Regions from separate parts of the Homo sapiens genome. Here region 1 is linked to region 2. Evidence: read pairs that join two places in POLR2A ChIA-PET (ENCODE). Cell type or tissue: PC-9. All regions are shown on one strand. Links, peaks and the distances in the headings refer to the core of each region. The heading gives the core; the rest is flanking DNA.

Region 1 (5,378 bases), core at 89-5,088, 270 kb after region 2:
TTGAAGGCCCCCGGCTTCCCGAAGAAGCCCCACCCCAGGGCGTGCACCCAAGTGGAGACTCTGCCCCAGGGACTAGCTGAGGCTGCTCCCCGCAAGTTCCCCACTTCCCGGCGGGCAGAGAACAAGGTCAGGGGGCGGGGCCTGGATCTGTCCCCATGGCCCAGCCTAGTCCCGGGCTGCATCTCCCCCGCTGCTGGGTGGCAGGAGCTGAGCCCGCCTTCCTCCTCCTCTGTTATAGGAGCTCGGGGCTTGGAGTCCGCCGTGTGGCGTTCAGCAAGTCATTTCACCTCCCTCGACTGCGGATTCTCCCGTTGCTGCGAGAATAAAATAAAAGACTTGAAATCAGGTACACCACACTCTAGATGTGATTTGTAGGCAGTCCCTTTACTCCCTCCGTATATTTCTGCATTTGTACATTTAGAAAAACCTCATCCAACCCACAGAGTTGTGTCTGTAAAACTAGGAAGACAGCACTGATGTTTAAGAGTTTCAGACACTGCAAAGTGCTTATCAGTGTCATTCCATGTGGATCTTCGGCCACTTCCCATGTTGGTAGTCAGCTGACCGACCGGCGAGGCTGCTTTGAGGAGAAGCCACTGTTTCCTATCTTACCATAGTGCCACAGGAGTGAGGGTCCCCCCTCAGGCACTCAGTGTCTGGGGATGGCTGGGGCCCTGGAGACAGAGCAGCCCCAGAAGGATTGCCTTGGATGCTGAGATGGCCGCAGGAGGGGCTTTCCTTCCCTTCTCTCCCCTCAGCCAGGGCTCAGGAATGGCCCAGGAGAAGGAAAGAAGAAGGTTCAGTGGGAAGACGGGAATCTTCGGCAAAGCATAGTGGCTCAGGCTTGTAACCCCAGCACTTTGGGAGGGCAAGGCGGGCAGATTGCTTGATCCCAGGAGTTCGAGACCAGCCTGGGCAACATGGCAAAACCCTGTCTCTACTAAAAATACAGAATATTAGGCAGGTGTGGTGGTGTGCACTTGTAGTCTCAGCTACTCGGGGAGAGGCTGAAGTGGAAGGATCACTTGAGCCTGGGAGGTCGAGGCTGCAGTGAGCTGAGATCACCACCACACTCCACCACCACACTCCACACTCTAGCCTGGGCAACAGAGTGATAACTTGTCTCAAAAAAAAAAAAAAAAAAAAAAAAAAAAGCTGAGTGTGGTGGCATGCACCTGTGGTCCCAGCTACTTAGGAGGCTGAGGTGAGAGGATTATTTGAGCCCAGGAGGTCGAGGCTGCAGAGAGCCATGACATTCCACTGCACTGCAGTCTGGGTGACAAGTCATACGCTATCTCAAAATAAACAAATAGGTGAAGATCCTGGAGAACTGAGGAAGGAAGCAAAATAATGTAAGAAAGAATGGCAATGAGAGAGGCAGGAGAAATAGAGGGAATGAAGGGGTAAGAGGAAGAAGGGCATAGAGGAGTTTGAATACTTGACTACTTCACGGAGAACCTGGGAAATCACATCGCCACCTTCTCTAGGACAACCATCTGGAGGAATCTTGAGTATGTGTGTGAGGGATGTACTCTGCAGCTTGAAGGACCTGGATCACTCGTGTCTCAGACACTCACTCCTCTGCCTCCTTCACAGCTACACTGACCTGCGTCAGGATGTGGGAAGGTGCTGCCCTCAGAGACGGGGCTGGGAGGAAACCCAAGGTGGGGAGAGCCTGCAAGGAACTGCCAGAACTGGAAAGGTAGGGAGGGCAATGAGGGGCGAGAACTTGTCCTGCACTCCTGTCTGTCAGGCGATGGATGGGCAGGGTTGGAGGTATAAGCAGGTTGGGCACTGGGTCTCTGTCCTGGCTGCCAAGAAAAAGGGGCAATTCCTTTTCTTCTTGTATCAGGCACTTGCTCAAGCCTTAGGTCTACTATACCAGCAGCCAGAGAATTGCTCTTTGCTCTACCTGCCCAGGTGTCTCTCATTGGAAAGATGAGCGCAAACCTGGAAATGGATGCTGAACTGAAATCCAATCCCATAGATTCTTAGAGCAGTAAGGGGCCTTATATCCATCTATCCTCCTCATTCACATTACGGAAGTACCAAAGAGGTTAAGTGGCTCCACCAGGGAGGTTAAGGACACACAGCCAGTTGATGGAAAAGGCAGTGTATCCTGGCTAGGTCCCCTGACTTCCTGCGTGCTTGTCGCCCAGGCTCGAGTGCAATGGCGTGATCTCGGCTCACTGCAACCTCTGCTTCCTGGCTTCAAGAGCCTCAGCCTGCTTCTCTAGCCTCAGCCTCCTGAGTAGCTGAGATTACAGGTGCTCGCCACCAGGCCTGGCTAGTTTTTGTATTTTTAGTAGAGACGGGGTTTCACCATGTTGGCCAGGCTGGTCTCAAACTCCTGACCTCAGGTGATCCGCCCACCCAGGCCTCCCAAAGCGCTGGGATTATGGCCATGAGCCACCTCGCTCATGTTCTCAAATTCTTTCATTAACATCTTGTATTTCCTGGCCGGGTGCAATGGCTCACACCTGTAATCCCAGCACTTTGGGAGGCTGAGGTGGGTGGATCACCTGAGGACAGGAGTTCGAGACCAGCCTGGCCAACGTGGTGAAATCCCGTCTCTACTAAAATACAAAGATTAGCTGGGCATGGTGGAGGGCACCTGTAATGCCAGATACTTGGGTAGCCGAGGCAGGAGAATCACTTGAACCCAGGAGGCAGAGGTTGCAGTGAGCCTAGGCGACAGTGCCAGACTCCATCTCAAAACAAAGAAACATCTTGTAGTTCCTTCTGAAGGTAGAGTCTGCCCCCACCTACTACAGTCAGAAAACATAAGGGTACGTCTTGGGGCAAGGCCTGGGAGTCCCTGTATAGCTGTAGGATGAGGTCAGCAGGCTCTTCCGTCCTCTTAGTCATGCCAGGAATAAACGTTGAAACCCTAGAACATCTGTTCTTTTATGACTCATTTTTCTCAGTCTTTGATGCTTGAGTAGAAGGGATGTGGAAAAAATCAGACTGACTAGTATGGAGGTGGAAGGGATGGCCTCTTGAGTGCCACAAAAAAAAAAAATGGTGGGGATGTTCAAACACTTAAGCATTAAGCAGGCCAGATAAAATTTTTTTTTTTTTTTTTGAGAGTCTTGCTCTGTCACCCAGGATGAAGTGCAGTGGCACCACCTCAGCTCACTGCAACCTCCACCTGCTGGCACAAGCGATTTTCCTGCCTCAGCCTCCCATGTAGCTGGGATTACAGGTGTGTGCCACCACGCCTGGCTAATTTTTTGTATTTTTAGTAGAGACAGGGCTTCACTACATTAATGGGCCAGGCTGGTCTCGAACTCCTGACCTCAGGTGATCTGCCTGCCTCAGCCTCCCAAGGTGCTCGGATTACAGGTGTGAGCCACTGCGCCTGACCGCCAGAGACAGTTTTTAAAAAATTAAACAACAGAAAAGGGGGACACTGGGGTGTAGAGGAATGTGTCAAGGTTGTTTTTTGTTTGTTTTTGGGTTTTTTTTTTTTTTTTTAGACAAAGTCTCACTCACTCTGTCACCCAGGCTAGAGTGTGCCATCATGGCTCACTGCAGCCTCCACCTCCTGGGCTCAAGGGATCCTCCTGCCCCAGCCTCCTGAGTAGGTGGGACCACAGGCACACACTACCATGCTCAACTAATTTTAAAAACTTTTTGTAGAGATGGAGTCTCCCTATGTTGGCCAAGTCTTGAACTCTAGCCTCAAACAGTCTTCTTCCTTCAGCTTCCCAAAATGCTGGGATTACAGGCATGAGCCATTGCACCCCGCCAGTGTGTCAAGGTTTTGATGGTCATTAGGTGGCTGTTCTGAGATAGGCCATGAGAGTCTCTCTGCCTTGGCCACAAGGCCAGCTTACATGTCTGAGCAGATAACCTTTTTTCTTTTCCTTTATTTATTTATTTATTTTTGAGACAGGGTCTCACTCGGTCACCCAGGCTGGAGTGCAGAGTCACAATCACAGCTCACTTCGGTCTCAACTTCCTGGGCCTAAGTGATCCTCCTGCCTTAGCCTCTCGAGTAGCCGGGACCACAGGCAGAGGCATGTGTCACCATGCCCAGCCAATTTTTAAATTTTTTGTAGAGACAGGGATCTCACTCTGTTGTCCCGGCTGGTCTTGAATTCCTGGGCTCAAGCAATCCTCCTGCTTTGGCCTACCAAAGTGCTAGAATTATAGGTGTGAGCCACTGTGCCCAGCCAGAACCTATCTTCTTGTGGTATCTCAGTTGGTTGATCCTCCTGTTCCCTACAGGTCTGCTTTTTTTTTTTTGAGGCAGAGTCTCGCTCTGTTGCCAAGGCTGTAGTGCATTGGTGTGATCTCAGCTCACTGCAACCTCTGCTTCCTGGGTTCAGGAAATTTCCTGTGTCAGCTTTTGAGTAGCTGGGATTACAGGCACCTGCCACCATGCCCAGCTGATTTTTATATTTTTAATAGAGATGAGATTTCTCCATGTTGTCCAGGCTGGTCTTGAACTCCTGACCTCAGGTGATCTGCCCACCTTGGCCTCCCTAAATGCTGGGATTATAGGCATGAGCCACTGCGCCTGGCCTGAGGTCTGCTTCTTGAAGTGCCTGAGTCTTCACCCCCATCAAAGACCTTCAGGGGTGGGCCCAGTGACTGGTACCTGTAATCCTAGCACTTTGGGTGGCCCAGGCAAGAGGATCACTTGAACCTAGGAATTTGAGGCCAGCCTGAGCAACATGCTGAAAACCCATCTCTACAAAAAATAAGAAAATTAGCCAAGCATGGTGACACATGCCTGTGGTCCAAGGTATTCAGGAGGAAGAGGTGGGAGGATCACCTGAGCCCAGGGAGGTTGAGGCTGCAGTCAGCCGTGATGAAGCCATTGCCCTCCAGCCTGGGCAACAGATTGAGAGACCCCGTCTCAAAAAAAAAAAAAAAAAAAAAAAATTTCAGGATTTATCATGACTGAGGGCTGCATCTCTTCTAGAGAAACATCACCCTCAGGTACAAAACTAGGGAAGAAAAAAGGGCCTGGAAAATGGGATGTGTGATGTGAGGGGTTTCTGGGGTCCTCACCCCAGCCTGCCTCATAGCTGTGCCCACCTCTACCCCATCCCCAGGGCAGCACCAGTGGCAGGAGCAAAATCACCACTCATCACCCTCTGCCAGGCACAGTGCTGGTTTCTGCTTCCTAAGATGACAAGCAGGGCCTTTCACCTTGGGGAGAGAAGGGAAGGCACAGCCTTTGACCTGTGCTCCTGAATGGAGCATCTGTTCCTTTGAGGAGACTTCAAGTCTTCTCCAGCAGGAGCAGAGCCTCTCTAGTGTGTGTGTGGTATGTGTCATTGTGGCATGTGTGGTGTGTGTGGGGGGTTATGTTTGTGGTGTATATGGCATGTATGTGTGGCGCACGTGTGGTATGTGTGTGTTGT
Region 2 (5,378 bases), core at 277-5,276:
GTTAGTCCCTGAATTTCACTGAAGGCCTAGAATACAAATAGTGGTATTATTGAAAATTGATCCACTCTTTCTTTAAACACAGCTAAGGCCTATACAATTTCTCTAATGAAAAAAAACTTAATCTGACATCTTAAGAGAATTTTTAAATTCCATTAACAATTGTTGATGTTTCAGAAATTATTTTTTGTTAAACTGTAAGAGGATTTCTGGCTTACACTTTTAAGGAATGTGACCATGATTATTTCCAAAGAGCATCACTGAATGGTAGTAGGTATTCCACCACTGCGAGGAGATACAAAACACCTGTGCTCTGCTTAGATTTTAATAATCAACTTTAAGATCAACTCCTAGTCTAACCAAAATCTGGTTGAAATAACTGCTCTAGAGGGATATGAATGCTTATCCTGTACTCCTCCACCTTCTACTTAAAAACTGTTTAAACGAAATTACTTTAGATATTCTACATGCAAAATTAAAACTTCTGCTCCCTTGAATATTTCAGGTTTTCTTTTAAAATGACTGTCAACTGTTAAGCATATTAAAATATCACTTATGCTGTGCTTTATGCTGTGATAACCTGTACTAAGTGCTATCAAGAACACCAATGTAACGAGAATGTGGTCAACATGGCTAACCAGAGTTTCTGACTCTATCTGAAGAAAGGATAGCTGTGCCAATAAAGAACCTGACTTTTGCCCGGGTGCAGTGGCTCATGCCAGTAATCCCAGCACTTTGGGAGGCTGAGGTGGGCGGATCACTGGAGGTCGGGAGTTCAAGACTAGCCTGACCAACATAGAGAAACCCCGTCTCTACTAAAAATACAAAATACAAAATTACTACTAATCTACTAAAAATACAAAATTAGCCAGGTGTGGTGGCGCAAGCCTGAAATCCCAACTACTCAGGAGGCTGAGGCAAGAGAATCGCTTGAACCCATGAGGCAAAGGTTGCGGTGAGCCAAGATCGTGCCATTGTACTCCAGCCTGGGCAACAAGAGCAAAACTCCGTCTCAAAAGAAAAAAAAAAAAATCTGACTTTCAATGAAAACCTACTGTGACTTAGCATAATGATTTTCCCCCTAAGGGATTTACTGGGCATTCACTAGTCCATATTCATCTGTTACATTTAAGCAGCTCTATTTCAATCTCCCTTATATGTCAGTGGATTATCTTTCTCATATCATCGGTAAGAATCTCTTAGTCAAGCTCTTACTGTCATTTACACAGAACACTTACTCGAGTAAGAATGAGACTTTTGGAAACCTTGGAAGAATGAAGTAATCCCAATGTGATCTTTAATTTCTCAAAGAGATCCCTCATTTCACCACGCCGCCGCCGCTCATTGGCAGTGTGTGTCCGGCGATAATAAGCAAACGCTTCTGCTTCTTTCTGTAGTTTGTCACTCCAGTAATCAGGCTTCAGTTTTAGAGGAATTGGTGGAGCCTGTCCAAACAAGATTGCCTCCTAAACATCTTGAACATGTAGTTGGCCCTCTTACTCTGTTTCAAATGACACTGCCCTATTTCAGGCACTCATTACCTTTTGTCTGGACTGTTGTAACAGCCTCTCAATTGGTCATCTTACTACCAGTCTATCCTTCCTTCAAATCTAACTCTTACAATGCCAACAGTGTAATTTCTAATACATGCTAAAGTGATCTTACCAGCTCTCAGTTCAAATTTCAGTGATTTTCAAATGAGGAAGAAATTGTATATGTTACAGGCGTACGAGATCTGAAAGAGCTTAAGTAATTTATTGTATTACTAAAACTTGTTTTCATGATACAAATTACATTAAATGTTTTTCAAAAAATACTGTAAGATCCTCCTCAATCTGGTAAAAAATCAACTGCCACTCTTCTAAATCACCTTTCTCTCCAACCATTCCTATCTGCTAGAAATTCCCAAAATATACTACACAATCCCACACCTCCCTGACATTACACAGGCTTTTTACCTGTACCTAGATTACTTATCCCACCTCTTACCTAAACCCCCATAACATTTAAAACTTAACATTTAAAACTTAACACTTAAAACTCAAACTCTGCACTTTTTCAGGAAAGTCCTTCTTGATCCCCAGAAAGGCTTAAAGCCTCCTTTCTCTATCTTATTTATTCTATTACAATCTTTGCATATAGGACTTAAAATATATGAAAAGGCTGGCCAGGCACAGTGGCTCACACCTGTAATTTCCAGCACTTTTGGACGCCAAGGTAGGGGATCACTTGAAGCCAGGAGTTTGAGACTAACACAGGCAACACAGTAAGACTTCATCTTTACAAAAAAAAAAAAAAAAAAATACACACACACACACACACACACACATATTAAGAAGCTTATAATGAAAAGCAACTGTGCCCTGAACTTGTACCTGGATCCTCAGAAACAATCACTTTTTAATTCTTTTAGCAGCTTCTTCTAGTTCTTAAATCTATATCCTAAACCAAAAATAGTAACATAAGCTTATTTTTTTCCATTTTCAATGCTATCTATTGACTTCTTGCTATGCAGAAGAGGATTTAGCTCACATCACTCTTATGTCTTACCATCTTATCATCCCAATATAGTTACATCACTACTTTTAGCTGTTCTACTGATCCCTTAGCAACTTGAATTCTACCTTAATTTCTTATTTCATCAACAATAAACAATCTATCTTGCCTTTCTACTTTGTAAAATGAGGGTATCAGCACCTGTATCCTTCCCTTTATTTCTTCTTCCCTCTCTCACCTCCCAATTTGTCATTTGTATTCTCACATTTTCAAGACTGAAATTAAGTCTTCTATATTTTAATCACAGGTTATAAACGTTAAAAAAGCATCAACATTAACTATTATGACATTATAAACACTACTCATACAAAGTGAATAATATTTCCTGTCCTGTGCAGTTTCTTGGTTTTGTGATTTTTCCCTCTGATGTTTCTAATTGTCTCTTTTTCTGACACTGTTTGCTTAATCGTAACTCTGACCGTAACCAAAAACTCTAATGTAAAAGCCACTGCCTTTCTAAAGTTAAACCCATTATGCATTAACATAGAATGGGAGAATAAAACAGCCAAGAAGACAGAAAGAAAAGCAATATAAACATTAAATATAGCAAAGTGCAGCAAGAATTTGCATGTAATTATTTGGGTACAAAACAATGAATTATGTAAATAAGCTATTATGAAAATTCTTGTTATATCTGAAAAATGCTTCAGAATAAATTTTTAAAAGCCAAATATAATGATATATGCAAATAATTACAACCATGCAAATACGCTGTATCATATAAGTCCCAAATCAGATCAAAACCAAACAAACTGCACTATGATTTTTTAAAGGAACCAAATGCCACCCTCTACTTCAACCCAACCCCCATCATTGTCTTTTTTTAATCTTTTAAATTAAGATAGAAAAACAAGTGGAAAACAATTTAAACAAACCAAACTCTCCTCCATGCCTACTGTTGGTTAGGATAAACAAAAAACCCTGCTTAATTATGTTACTATGATATAAACCAAAAAGATTAAGAAAATTAAAGGTTTATTTTTTCATGGATCCCTAACTGCTAGCCATTTTGCAGAGCATAGTTTTTTAAATCACTTAAAATCATGAGCCCAAGCAAGAAAGAATGGCACCTTGTTTTACATCAGACCATTACAAGAACAGTTTTCAAATAACCACATATATTCTCATAAATTTCATATCCATTTTTAACTCCTCTACATTAGTCTATCCTCTGAGGAGAAGAATTAAAAGGGAAAAAAAGGACATTAGCAGTATAATTTGATTAAGGAGAAAAAACTGATTATATTAACTCACTGGCAAAAATAGCCCTGAGAAAAAATCGTGGCTAATATAGCTAATGTTGTTTCAACCCTAAGATAAATGTTAACAATTTTATTCAATGAGTAATTATCACTAAATATATCCTAAATACCTTTCGACTCCTTTCAGCTGCTTTTTCATCTGCAGAGATGTGAGTACAGGACCTGGATAAAGACAGGATTTTTCAGTGTCTTACTGAAATTTAATAATCTAAGACCTATTTCACAGCTACAACCAAACCATTCCAAATTACAACCAGTTTCTTTTTCCCAAGGTGTGATATATGGCCACATTATTTACTTGACATTATATATTTTCTCTAAAAGTGTACAAATAGTCACTAAAACTTCAAATTACTTTGTACAATCATGAAATATTTAATATACAAAACCATATAAACAAATTTAAAGTTGTCCTTCAGTATCCAGGGAAGACTCGTTCCAAAACTTCCAGCAGTATCTTTGAATACTCAAGTCCCTGATATAAAATGGCATAGTATTTGCATATAACATAGGCACCTCCTCCTGTATACTATAAATCATCCCTACATTACTTATAACACCTAGTACAATGTAAAAACTAAGTAAACAGTTGTTATACTGTATTGTTTAGGGAATAATGACATGAAAATAAAGTCTATACATGTTCAATACAGATGCAATTTTTCTTCTTCCAAGTATTTCCAATCCACAGTTGGGTGAATCCACAAATACATGCTTTCTATATTTGTGGATACATGCTTTTCCATTATAAACTTGGTCTTCCCATCCGTGAAGGAGGACCAAGCGTATAATGAACACCCACATATGAACCATCTAGCTTGAGAAATAATACATCTCAAAAATACAGAAGGTTCTATGTGCAGTCTACTCAATCACATTCCCTTCCTTCCTTCTCAAAAGTAACCATTCTAAGACAGAGTTTACCATGCACACTTTTGTAAGTCTTACTAGAAATATATATATATATATCTAAACAAAAAAAGTACCACTTTAAATATTATATACTATACTATATCTTTCTGCAACTCATTTGTTTCATTCAATATTCCACCTGAAGGCCAGGCACAGTAGCTAATGCCTGTAATCCCAGAACTTTAGGAGGCCAAGGCACGAGGACTGGTTGAGGCCAGGAGTTCAAAATTAGCCTGGCCAACATAGCAAGACTCCGTCTCTACAAAAAATATCGAAAATAAAAGTACAAATAAATTACACCTGAGATATGTTGATACGCAGAGTTCCAATTCCAATTGTTTTAATTGTTATATAGTTATATAGTATTCCACAATGTGAATTTCCCCGAATTTTTTTTTCAGAATGTTAGTAGTTATTTAGGTTGTTTCTAAATCTTCATAATAGCAAACAATGCTGCAATGGACAGTCCCATACACGACCCCTTGTGAAAATTTTTCTGGGGCATAGGAGCAGAGGAAAGATATGCACACCTTCAACTTCAGTAACTGTTAAACTGGTAATAACAATGTACACTCCCACTTGCAGTATGCGAGTTCCCATTGCTCCACACCTAGATAACTGTACCACCAGAAATCTCCACTTTTGAAGTCT

What was found. ChIA-PET counts read pairs that join two places held together with the same protein. Peaks named below come from ENCODE experiments on the same cell type or tissue, not always from the same donor. Only the 100,000 strongest peaks of a DNase experiment are listed, where the experiment ranks them.
Region 1: POLR2A ChIA-PET joins it to region 2 with 14 read pairs; 3 of 35 experiments call an interaction of 5 or more read pairs at or near these places.

What each region holds. Positions count from the first base shown.
Region 1 is chr15:41,488,026-41,493,403 of GRCh38, reverse strand. No RefSeq gene overlaps it. Among named protein-coding and RNA genes, the nearest start is that of ITPKA, 3.2 kb to the left of the region's middle. RefSeq lists enhancers at 1-127, 128-628, 2,719-3,013, 2,982-3,101. In PC-9, for the core only: no CTCF peak of the experiment used is centred there; DNase peaks (open chromatin) are centred at 143 and 2,853; H3K4me3 peaks cover 829 bases.
Region 2 is chr15:41,756,387-41,761,764 of GRCh38, reverse strand. MGA (MAX dimerization protein MGA) reads right to left here. Exons shown (of 24, transcript NM_001400225.1): 19 at 3,926-3,977; 20 at 1,236-1,442; 21 at 1-26. Among named protein-coding and RNA genes, the nearest start is that of MAPKBP1, 15 kb to the left of the region's middle. In PC-9, for the core only: no CTCF peak of the experiment used is centred there; no DNase peak of the experiment used is centred there.